Linked DNA regions of Homo sapiens: all the other regions are linked to region 3. The links are chromatin contacts, found by Hi-C or POLR2A ChIA-PET in ENCODE. All regions are on one chromosome and are shown on one strand. The core of a region is the stretch at or near the end of the contact, and the rest is flanking DNA. Distances in the headings are between cores, read along the strand shown. Region 1 holds the start of SETDB1 (SET domain bifurcated histone lysine methyltransferase 1). Region 2 holds the start of ARNT (aryl hydrocarbon receptor nuclear translocator). Region 3 holds the start of C1orf54 (chromosome 1 open reading frame 54).

What was found. Hi-C counts contacts between places; a loop is a spot of excess contacts on that map. ChIA-PET counts read pairs that join two places held with the same protein, here RNA polymerase II (POLR2A). Pooled maps may share reads with other maps.
Region 1: a pooled map shows a loop between it and region 3 (2.8-fold over the local background). The contact joins the promoter of SETDB1 here to the promoter of C1orf54 in region 3. A Hi-C loop is called at or near these places in 9 of 50 pooled maps. POLR2A ChIA-PET finds 5 or more read pairs at or near these places in 2 of 52 experiments (Caco-2 and PC-3).
Region 2: a pooled map shows a loop between it and region 3 (4-fold over the local background). The contact joins the promoter of ARNT here to the promoter of C1orf54 in region 3. A Hi-C loop is called at or near these places in 1 of 168 maps with a recorded cell type or tissue (CD4-positive, alpha-beta T cell) and 10 of 50 pooled maps. POLR2A ChIA-PET finds 5 or more read pairs at or near these places in 1 of 52 experiments (AG04450).

What each region holds. Positions count from the first base shown.
Region 1 is chr1:150,924,773-150,928,728 of GRCh38, reverse strand. SETDB1 (SET domain bifurcated histone lysine methyltransferase 1) reads right to left here and starts at 2,366. Exons shown (of 22, transcript NM_001366418.1): 1 at 2,212-2,366; 2 at 755-1,025. The coding sequence starts at 1,014. It overlaps LOC107985204 (a long non-coding RNA gene), which reads left to right and starts at 2,388. Exons shown (of 3, transcript XR_001738231.2): 1 at 2,388-2,469.
Region 2 is chr1:150,873,832-150,877,910 of GRCh38, reverse strand. ARNT (aryl hydrocarbon receptor nuclear translocator) reads left to right here and starts at 1,312. Exons shown (of 22, transcript NM_001668.4): 1 at 1,312-1,368. The coding sequence starts at 1,344. RefSeq lists silencers at 980-1,253, 1,257-1,686 and enhancers at 2,747-3,246, 3,247-3,748.
Region 3 is chr1:150,270,969-150,274,501 of GRCh38, reverse strand. C1orf54 (chromosome 1 open reading frame 54) reads right to left here and starts at 1,712. Exons shown (of 6, transcript NM_024579.4): 1 at 1,639-1,712; 2 at 332-415. The coding sequence starts at 1,684. The region is part of intron 1 of LOC124904414; the gene reads left to right.

The sequences.
Region 1 (3,956 bases), core at 1,117-3,616, 650 kb before region 3:
TTAGGAGATATACCTAATGTAAGTGACACCAACATGGCACATGTATACATATGTAATAAACCTGCACGTTGTGCACATATACCCTAGAACTTAAAGTATAATAAATTTAAAAACAATGTATTCTAAGTGACAACTAGAGCACCAGAAACAAATCTTTTGGGGGTATGGGAACTTACTAATGCTTCAGAGTTACGTAAGACAGAAATTCTTTACAATCCTCACTCCCTGGATGATCTTACTAGGGAAATGAAGCAATTGTTCTAAGATAGAGCACAGGAGGAAGAAGGGGAAAGGACTTAAGACTTGGACTCCCTTACTGCTGATCATGTATTAGCTGCTGACAGATGAAAATTATATTTACGGCTGATTGTAAGGTCAGATTTTTGACCATAAACTTTGAGGAAGAGTAAGGTTCTAAACATCTGTACTTCATAAAGTATAAAATGTTTGGTACACAGCCTGGCCAACATGGTGAAACCCTGTCTCTACTAAAAATATAAAAAATTAGCTGGGTGTGGTGGCGGATGCCTATAATTCCAGCTACTCGGGAGGGGGAGGTGGGAGAATCACTTGAACCCGAGAGGTGGAGGTTGCAGTGAGCCAGGATCACTCCACTGCACTCTAGCTTGGGTGACAGAGCGAGACTCCGTCTCAAAACATAAAATAAAATGCTTGGTTCAATGTCATGAACAATTATTCTCTAAAAACATCTCCCAATGGAGAGATTTCCTTCTATTTTCCATGGAGTTCTCACCTGGATGCATCATCAAAGAGTTGGTCAACGTGAGCCACCTCAGATTCTTTCTGTATTACCCATGTCTCTAACTCTGCTAGCTGCTTCTTGCGTTGCTGTACACAATCCATCTTCTCCAGTTCCTCATCGATGAAATGCCGAAGTTCCTCCATAGAGATACCCAGTTCCTCAACCACTGCCTGTTGCAGCTCTGCAATCTCTTCAGACTCCACTGTAGCTGTTGCTGCATCCAAACCAATGCACCCAGGAAGGGAAGACATGCTTTTGTCCTCTGCATGGAACAGAAAACAAATTAAATTGGAGTCCTTATAACTACAATCAATCAATAGAGAATTTCAGTTCCCTAATAAAACTAATTCCTACTCTGCTGCCTGTTATTCTATTCAAATATTCCATGTTCTCCCTCCCTATTCTCCAGAATCTGATGCTGAGATTTTTAAGAGTTCTTATCTTCTGCTGTACGCTAACACTCCTGAAAAAGATTTAAGAGTTTGAGACGGCATGGAGAACATTCATTAAGCAGTAGAGAGCTACTGAAAATAATGTTTTGGGCTGGCACAGTGGCTTACACCTGTAATCTCAGCACTTTTAGAGGCCGAGGCAGGAGGGTCGCTTGAGGGCAGGAGTTCAAGACCAGCCTGGGCAACATGGCAAGACTCGTCTTTACAAAAAAATACAAAAATTAGCCACGTGTGGTGGTGCACGCCTTTAGTTCCAGCTACTCAGGAGGCTGAAGTGGGAGGATCGCTTGAGCCCAGGAGTAGCTGCTGTAGTGAGCTATGTTCGCGCCATGCATTCCAGCTTGGGTGACAAAGTGAGACCCTGTCTCAAAACAAACCGAACTTTAAAAATAATCTTTTGGGATACTGAAGAGAACCAATCTATAAGATATTTTTGTGGTCTATATGTGTTCCTTAACTAATGTGATAAATCTTTGTATGCTATGCCTAATTTAAACAAAACCCCACCTGGGGATGGAGTTGATTTGGAACTCACTAACTCAGTGTTTTCTCTTTCATTACTTGTTCCCCTTATATTACTTTGCTTCCATGTGGAATTTTACTTTTTAAAAAGTCTATGATATTCAAACACACGAAAGCTTGCAGCAAAAAGGTTTCCCCCAAAGTACAGAGAAGTAAAGCAACCTGGGAATAAAACGTGGGTACCTAATATCCACAATCCAAATACTTCACACATTCGTGTGAACTGCTTTTTTAATCAAACGGTTAAAGAAAATCTGATTTTCAGCGCCTCCATTTTCCTCTGCCCACACACCAGCCCACCCCCGTGCTACCCATTCTAGGGGTGCGTCCTACCCATTCGCAAACCCAGTTCAGCCCCGCCCCCGTTCGCCTCTGGGGAAGACTTCCTTCCCACCCTCGCCCGACCCCCTCCCACAAACAAAACGTCCCAGATAAGCCTTTGGTCACCAAATAACTCAACAGTATTCCCCGCACCTCCCGTCTTCCAGCTTCAAGGGCTCTTTTTCACCAACCAGACCCCAGACTCACAACTCAGGGGTCGGCCTCGACGGAAAAGAGCGAAAGCGAAGGGATAAGGGAGGAGGGGGAGGGGAGGAAGCGTGAAAGAGGGAAGGGGAAGCAAAAGAAACGCCCGGAAGCAAACCTTTAGTGCCGTTCCGGTCACCGCGACGGTAGCCTGACGGGGTCAAATCCAAAGCCGCGGGGCGCCCCTCAGAGGCGACGAAAACTAAGGTAACTACGCATGCGTTAAGGCAGAGCCTTCCAGGGGCACACGTGAGAAGAGACTGGCAGGGCAGAGTAGGCGTGGCCAGTATATTACCGAGTCTCCGCCGCTCCTACCACCCTCGACTAGTGGCCCCATTACTATATTCATTGTGTAAAGACTTAGGGAAACGCTCATAGGTTCAGAGCTTTATTCTCTCAGTTTTACTTGAGTTTGTTTTGTTACATAAGTGATACAAATTGTAAAGGCTATCAAGATGTAATAAGAAAAACGTGATAATATTCTCTCTTGCCCCATCACCACTCCGCTCCTTTCAGGTAATACAGCTTCATTTTCCAGTCTTGTATGTACGAGTTTCTGTATTTGGATTTTTGTTGTTTTCATTTAACATGTGGACATTACCTGAAGCCAATAAAAAAGGTAAAACTTGTATTTTTGGCCGGGCGCGGTAGCTCACGCCTGTAATCCCAGCACTTTGGGAGTCAGAGGCGGGCGGATCACGAGGTCAGGAGATGGAGATCATCCTGGCTAACACGGTGAAACCCCGTCTGTACTAAAAATGTTAGCCGGGCGTGGTGGCGGGCGCCTGTAGTCCCAGCTACTCGGGAGGCTGAGGCAGGAGAATGGCGTGAACCCGGGAGGCGGTGCTTGCGGTGAGCGGAGATCGCGCCACTGCACTCCAGCCTGGGCGACAGAGCGAGACTCCGTCTCAAAAAAACCAAAAAAAACAAAAAAACAAAAAACCAATAACTTGTATTTTTGACACCTGAATAGTTTAGATTGTTTAGATTGTTTTCCGTTCTCAGCCCCGACAAATAGCGCAACAATAAAAATAAACATCCTTTTGAAGTAGTACTTTTATTTCTGTAGAAAAGATTCCCCAGGCCGGGCGCTTTGTGTCCGAGGCGGGAGGATTGCTAGAGCCCAGGAGTTCCAGACCAGCCTGGGCAACACGGCGAAACGCCATCTCGACTAAAAATACAAGGTAAAAAAAAAAAAAAAAAAGCCAGGCGTGGTAGTTCGCGTCTGTGGTCCCAGCAACTCCGCAGCTGAGGCGGGGGGAGGATCGCTTGAGCCCCGGTGGCAGAGGCTTCAGTGAGAGGAGATCGCGCCACTGCACTCCAGCCTAAGTGACCGAGCGAGACTCCGTCTCAAAAACAAAACAAAACAAAAAACAAAAAGAAAAGATTTCCCAAAATGGAATTTGAGTAAAATAATATGTGCTTTTTTCCTTTTTTTTTTTTTTTTTTTTTTTTTTGAGAAGGCGTTTCGTTCTATCGCCCAGGCTGGAGTGCAATGGCGCGATCTTGGCTCACTGCAACCTCCACCTCCCGGGTTCAAGCGATTCTCCTGGCTCGTCCTTCCGAGTAGCTGGGACTACAGGCGCGTGCCACCACGCCCGCCTAATTTTTTGTATTTTTAGTAGAGACGGGGTTTCACCGTGTTAGCCAGGCTGGCCTCGTCACACCTCGGCCTCCCAAAGTGCTGGGATTAC
Region 2 (4,079 bases), core at 63-2,562, 600 kb before region 3:
GCTCACGCCTGTAATCCCAACAGTTTGTGAGACCGAGGCGGGCAGATTGCCTGATGTCAGGAGTTCGAGACCAGCCTGGCCAACGTCGTGAAACTCCATCTCTACTAAAAATACAAAAAACATTAGCCAGGCGTGTGGCGTGCGCCTGTAATCCCAGCTACTCAGGAGACTGAGGCAGGGGAATTGCTTGAACCGGGGAGGTGGAGGTTGCAGTGAGCCGAGATTGCGCCACTGCACTCCAGCCTGGGCGACAGAGAGAGACTCTGTCTCAAAAACAGACAAACAAAACTCCTCACTCTGTCCCTGTCACTGACCAAAGAAGTTACCCATTCTCAAATTACTTTCTTCATCTATTGCCTCCAATTTTGGCTGGCAATATCTCCCATACCAAACCGTTAACACCTGGATCCTTTTAGACTACCGGTTCCATAGCAGGCATTCAAAAGTTAGTCATTTAACTTTTTCACCAGGGACAAAAGTCCTTAAAAGAGGAAAAAAACTGGAAAGGATTACAAATCACCATGTGATGTTTAGGTGCTCTTTAGCACCTAAAGAGGATTTACAAGATACATTGTCTGCACGGCAACCACTCAGACGAATCCACCACCAAGCGAAGGTTTTTAGTAAAATATCCTTTTTTTTTTTTTTGAGACGGAGTTTCGCTCTTGTTGCCCAGACTGGCGTGCAGTGGCGCTATCTCGGCTCACTGCAACCTCTGCCTCCCAGGTTCAAGCGATTCTCCTGCCTCAGCCTCCCAAGAAGCTGGGATTACAGGCATGCGCCACCACGCCCGGCTAATTTTGTATTTTTAGTAGAGACGGGGTTTCGCCATGTTGGCCAGGCTGGTTTCGAACCCCTGGCCACAGGTGATCCGGCCGCCTCGGCCTCCCAAAGTGCTGGGATTACAGACGCGAGCCACCGCGCCCAGCCTAAAATACCCATTTTAATTGCATTTCAATGACGTTACTCGGTCATTGACCTCTTACGCAAGGAGGGCGAGATTAGGGAGACAGCTGGACTTCTTCCTCGCCCTCCCTTCACTGGACTGGCTGGCGCAGTGAGTAGCCCTGCCCTTGGACGATTTGGCATTTTCATTGGTCAATTTTTCTTAGGAGGCTGGCCGTGTGTTGACTCCGCCTACTATATAGGCGGGGTCTCCCCGCCGCAGGGGCTGGGATGCTGGGGGCTGCTGAAGCCGCCATCTTGGATTCCGCGGTAGCGGAGGCGGCGGTCAGGCGCCGCTTCTGGGGAGTGGCCTTTCTTTTCCCCTCCCTCCCGGTTCGGTGGCGGCGGCTCCTCCCACTGGGGGGGGGGGTGGCGCGGCGGCGGTGGCATCTGCGGCCATGGCGGCGACTACTGCCAACCCCGGTGAGGAGACGGAGGACTGGGGCGCCTCTAAAGGGGAGGGGCCGAAGGGGCTGACAACTAAGGAGACCCAGGGCTGAGGGGACGCAGCTGGAGCTGAAGGCGCCGGGGCGGGGCGGGGGCCGCGAGAGACGGTGGGGGAGCGGTGACCTGGGGAGGGGCCCGATCCCGGGGACTTGGGTAGACTCGAGTATACCCAAGGGAGCGAGGGGGCAGGTGGGAGTTGAGGGGGGCTCCCTGTCCTGACCTCCGTTGGAGCGGCAGCCAGTGCGGGGCTGGCCCGCCCTCACTCCTCGGTCGGCGTCTGGTCTGTGATGTGGTCCTCTTTTAACCCTCTGCCCGCTGGAGCCGCTTGATGCCGAAAACTGTAGGCAGAGTGTCTCGGTTTACTTTAAGAGTAGTTTGGATTCATAAACCCTGGACCACACTGCTCTTTAGTTGAGGCGTTGCTTCCAAACATTTAAAGGTTTAGATTTTAATTTAAAAAATAAAAAATGGACATTCTTTGATATATACGACGTTTCTTTAGGCTGTTACCTCCCACCCGCAACCCCCGTCCCCGTCTCCGTCCCCGGACTATACTTTGAAACTTAGATCTTGTGTTAAGAGGGCCTGTAGGTCTTTGCCTGCTGAGGGCAGGGGTTTGTGTAATGGTTATGGTTCCGGACAGGTCTTTAGTTCCACAGCCCCAGGTTTAAATCTTGTTAGGCCTACGTCGAGGCAATTTCCAAACTCTTTCAGAAAAGTTTGATTCCACACCATTTCTCAATTTCAAAAAATAATCAAATATCAAAAAGGTTTGGTCTGTTTTGTCTAAGAGATGGAGTAGGGTGTAGTGCAGTTCTAGAGAGATCAGATCTTCAAATTACTAGTCCCAGCCCTCTTTCCTCTATGTTACAGTTATTCCTCTTTAGAAGGCATTTCATTTTAGGGGTCTAGTTTATCTTGGAGACCTTGGTTATTCTTGCCAAATAAAGTCTATCCTTTTCCAAAAACCAATATATTTGATAGCCTTAAAAAGGGCCTTGAGATATGTGTGTGTGTTGCGTGGGGCGGAGAATTTCTTGAAAATAAAACAGTAGGAGTGATTACCCCCATCCCCACGTTGAAATTTAAATTAGATTTTTTTTCATGTTACTGAAAGGCAGTATGATTTTGCAATATCCAGATTTTGATAGGACAGTTGAATCACTGAAATTTCTTTTCTACCGTGTTTCTGGGAATAGCTATTTTAAGAAATGGTTAATTTGTCACGTCATTTTTTTTTAATCTTTTAAATTTTTTTTGAAGGAAAGGGAGGTAAAATTAATCGCAAAAATTACATTGCAGGAAGTGCTGAGTGATAGAATAAAACTATAAAACAGGAAAAATGCCGTTATGTCAAACCTGACCTTGTAGTAATATAACCTATCTGTGAACTATGGAATAAATAAACAAGATTTTTAACTGATCACACATTGCAAAATACTTATATAACCCTAGTTAAATTGCAAAGCATTTCTCTTATTAAGAAGTGGCCTGGGTAAACAAGTTTTAGTTCATATGTCAGAAGCTTTTTTCCAGCTGTGTGGGTGGGGTTGCTTTATTTTGTTTTGTTTTTTGAACAACAGCAACCAGAATGACAGCCTCTTGACCATATTTTCATAAGCTGATCAATATCAGCTTAAATCTTAGCAGAAAATAGCATATGTTAGTGTGTATGTGTGTGTGCAGAATCCTTGTTAATGAAACAGCTTTGTTTACTATGCTTTGGCTGCTTGCTTCTGCAATTTTTAGATTTCCTTTTTCTTTTTCTTTGTTTTCCTTTCTCCTCTCCCCTCTCTCCTGTCCCCTCTCCCCTCTTTTTCTTTTGCTACAGGGTCTTGCTCCTTGCTCTGTCGCCCAGTCTGGAGTGCAGTGGCAAGATCACTGCTCACGGCAGCCTCCACCTCAGGGGCTCAAGTGATCCTCTCACGATCAGCCTCCCGAATAGCTGGGACTACAGGTGCCTTGCCACCATGCGCGGTTAATTTTTAAATTTTTTTGTAGAGACAGATGCCTTGCTATGTTGCCCATGCTGATCTTGATCTCCTGGTCTCAAGCAAGCCTTGCCTCAGTCTCTCCAAGTTGGGAATACAGATGTGAGACACTTTGACCAGATTTCTTTTTTGATGTTGAAAAATTATTCCATCTCTTCTGACTTATTGATCCCATGTTCAGTTCAATCAAATCAGAAGATATATTTTCTTTTTTCTTTTCTCCCTTTGCTCTTGTATATCATGAGGAAGAGATCAGAGATACATTGTGGATTTTTTCAGTAGCCTGTTGCTTTTTGGGAAATGAGATTAATGAATGGAGGGACATAGGTGGAAATGTACTGTGCTTAGTGAAAGTAAATGTTTTCAGGTCAGAATTCTTTGCTACACTGTCATACCTTCTTTCCTTAGAGCCATTTTAAGGACTAGGGACACCATGCCTATTTCTTTGAGTTTTTTCTACTTTGTATTTTTGCTGGAGTACTAATTTTTTTTTTTTTTTTTTTTTTTTTACAATTCTTGTTAGTTTTGTCAAGATTTTAAAAAATATTTCACTCTTTAACCTTCACTTCAGTTAATCCTTTTTAAAAATAATACTTATTTTTATTTTTCAGACAGGTTCTTGCTCTGTCTCCCAGACTGTAGTGCAATGGTGTAATCACAGCTCACTGTAGCCTTGAACTCCTGAGCTCAAGTGAT
Region 3 (3,533 bases), core at 463-2,962:
CAGCCTCCCAAGTAGCTGGGACTGCAGGCACCCGCCACCACACCCGGCTAATTTTTTGTATTTTTAGTAGAGACAGGGTTTCACTGTGTTAGCCAGGATGGTCTCGATCTCCTGACCTCGTGATCCGCCCGCCTCAGCCTCCCAAAGTGCTGGGATTACAGGTGTGAGCCACCACGCCCGGCCCCATCATGAGTCTTGATAGGTTTTGTTCATAGCCAGATTTTTCTCTGACCCCATTGCTCTGCTTCAAAGTGAAGAGCAAAGTCTCAGAACTAAATATCCTGAAGCCTCTCTCCAGTTGGCTAAGGGCAAGAGCCTTTCATGTACTCACCATAACTGGGGGTGACTGTATAATAATAGACCACCTGATAATATTCATCCTCTCCCAGTCTTTCTTCATCCTCATATTCTTGTCCTATGGGGACAAGGACTAGAGGTCAAGGGACATCTGGAACACCTTACTAACAAAAGGACACCTGGAGATGACCTCAGCGCTCCCAGCTTTCTTGCTCTTTCTTTCTTTTCTCTCTCTCTCTCTCTCCTCCAATAGTCATACTCCTTTCTTGCCTGTGCACCTCTACACCCCTCTCAGTCTTCTGGGATCCATATCTGTAATGAGGCCTGTTACTCCGTGCCCTTTCAATCCAGGAACTCCTAAAACAGAAAACAGTCCCCTTCACATACTATAAACCCAAAGGGAGAACCAGACCTAAAAAAGGTAGGAAAAGTAGAGACCAGGAATTAAAAACGCCAAGTCTTCTATTTAGTATGCTCCAGATCTTACTGTATTTGTGAGACATCTTTTCTTATCAGTATCTCTTACAAATAACTAACATACACCCTTAGGCTTTGGATTTGAGCTTTAGTTCCACCTTCACTGCTAACAGAATAACCCTGAACAATCCACTTAACATCCGCTTTCTTAAAATGAGTCAGCTGGACTAAAATGACCCATCTCTGTTAGTTTTTCTTCCCTTTCAGAACTAAAAATATGTGGCTTTGATATGACTGGATCAAGAACTCCAGGCCTCCTGCTAAACACTTCCCTGAGCTCCTTGAATGCTTTCCCTTCAACTCCAAGCTAATGACACAAGAATCTAGAGGAAAAGGAAACAATGAGACACACCTGGTAGACTGGGGAACAAAGGAGGGAAGGAGCCAAGCTACTCTTGGGACCCTGTCCCTGAAGACAGCCAGTTTTCCACTACCCTAAAGGTCACCCCACTTCTGTGTCTTTACTAATAGCAGGTTTTTTTCTCCAATTCTCTGGGAAAGGAGATACCCTAACTACTAGTTTCAGACTGTGACACCTTCCAATAATCCCTCCTTCACCCTTACTTTAGCCCCTGTCATCTTGTTCAACTTCCGTGGTGATGGAGAACTGAGCTCAGTGTTGCTAGGGCCTCCTTGTGTCTGGAGCTCCATCCTCCTTGTTTGACAGGACTCTGCTTTTTTCCCCCTTTCCTGGCTCTGCCTTCCAGATCTCCATTCTGCCCTCAACACCGGACCCCAGCACGATGAGAAAACTCTATCGCTCCCCACTGAAATGTACCTCTCACCCACTCCTCATTTTTTTTCTCCCACCCCATTTATGGTAGAAGACCTGGCACAAAAGCTCAGAGAGAGGAGTGGACTTACCCAGGATAAGTGGCACAGCAAAGATGGCTACAAAGAGGACATCCATTCTGGATTCTGCACTATTGCTGTGAAAGTAAAAAAGGAAATTACAGAGTTTCCCACCAAACTTACCCCGCCTCCCCTCCTCCTCCAAAGCAGGGAAGGAGCTGCAGCAACTCTTCTCCTCCCAGGGGGCAGAACTCCCCGCCTACTGGCTGACTGACTAGATCTCCGGTTACTGCCGGTCCCCAGCCAGAGCTGCCCAGATTGAGAGGCAAAAGGGGGTTTTGATGCAAACATGTTTCTTAAGCTCCCCCTGCCCTAGATTAGATCCATTCAAGACTCCCACTGTCACTACCAAAATAAAAATAAAAAATAAGCCTACCAAGAAGTTTCCCCTCTCCCGGCTTTCCTTCCTTCCTCCAAGGCCTCATAAAAAGTTCACCCTCCCTCTCACTGTCTCTGACTTACCATCACCACCCAGAGTTGCCTTTCTCTCTGAGGCTTCATCAGTCTCTTTTCGTCACAGTGGAAATGTTCTGAGGAAGGGGTGAGCATTTTTCTAGACTGAAAAGAATCCCTTTCTTCTGTCTGTCTGGAGCTATAGAGAATAGGAACAATATTTACCCATCATTGTCTGACTTAAAGCACCTGCTGCATGGCTTCAGCTAAAAGTCTCTCAGCCATGGTCAGTTATTTCCTTTCTGGTAACACTGACCTCACCTCACCTCTTTGTTTTTTTTTTGAGACAGAATCTTGCTTTGTCACCCAGGTTGGAGTGCAGTGGCGCGATCTCGGCTCACTGCAACCTCTGCCTCCCGGGTTCCAGTGATTCTCCTGCCTCAGCCTCCCTGGTAGCTGGGACTACAGGCGCGTGCCACCATGCCCAGCTAAGTTTTGTATTTTTAGTAGAGACGGGGTTTCACCATGTTGGCCCAGGCTGGTCTCGAACTCCTGACCTCAGATGATCCACCTGTCTTGGCCTCCCAAAGTACTGGGATTACAGGCATGAGCCACCGTGCCCGGCCTCACCTCATCTCTTTCTCAACTTCCAGGATGCAGGTTGGAAGAAGGGAGAAAGCAGATAGTCTCTTTCCCTGCTACAGGTGCCACACCTTCCCTCCCACATTCAGTCACTTGGTATGTTCCCTTCATTCCGTCCTACAGGTGTAGAGTTTTTATCCTTTCCTCTGCTTTTATGTTTCCCATGTTCATTCAATTCAGAAACCCTTAGCAACATACGTGCTAGGCACAGTGTGCTAGGCCTAGTGTGATAGGCAATTGAGAGCTTATAGGCAAGGGAATAAGAAAAGACAGTTTTGCTTTGTTCTTAAGGGAAGTTAATAAGTATCTGCTCAACATCTACTATGAGTCAGGCACTATGCAAGTGTCTGTGGAAACACCCATGAACAAGATAGGTTTACAGCCTCCTGTCAATGGTCAGAAGATGCTGTGGTAACAGCTCAATGGAGAGATGAAGCTGGCCACAGTGGCTCACGCCTGTAATCCCAGTACTTTGGGAGGCTTAGGCGGACAGATCACCTGAGGTCAGGAGATCAGCCTGGCCAACATGGTGAAACCTTGTCTCTACTAAAAATACAAAAATTAGCTGGGCTTGGTGGCAGGCGCCAGTAATCCCAGCTACTAGGGAGGCTGAAGCAGGAGAATCACTTGAACCTGGGAGGCAGAGGTTGCAGTGAGCCGAGATAGCACCACTGTACTCCAGTCTAGGCAACAGAGTGAGACTCCATCTCAAAAAAAAAAGACATGAGAATTGTCTCATTCCTATCCACCTTACTCTGCCTGCTGGGCTCAGAAGCAGGACATACTGGAGTCTTGAACACAGGTCATGATAACGCTACCCTCTTAATTTTTTTTTTTTTTTTTTTGAGACGGAGTCTCACTCTGTTGCCCAG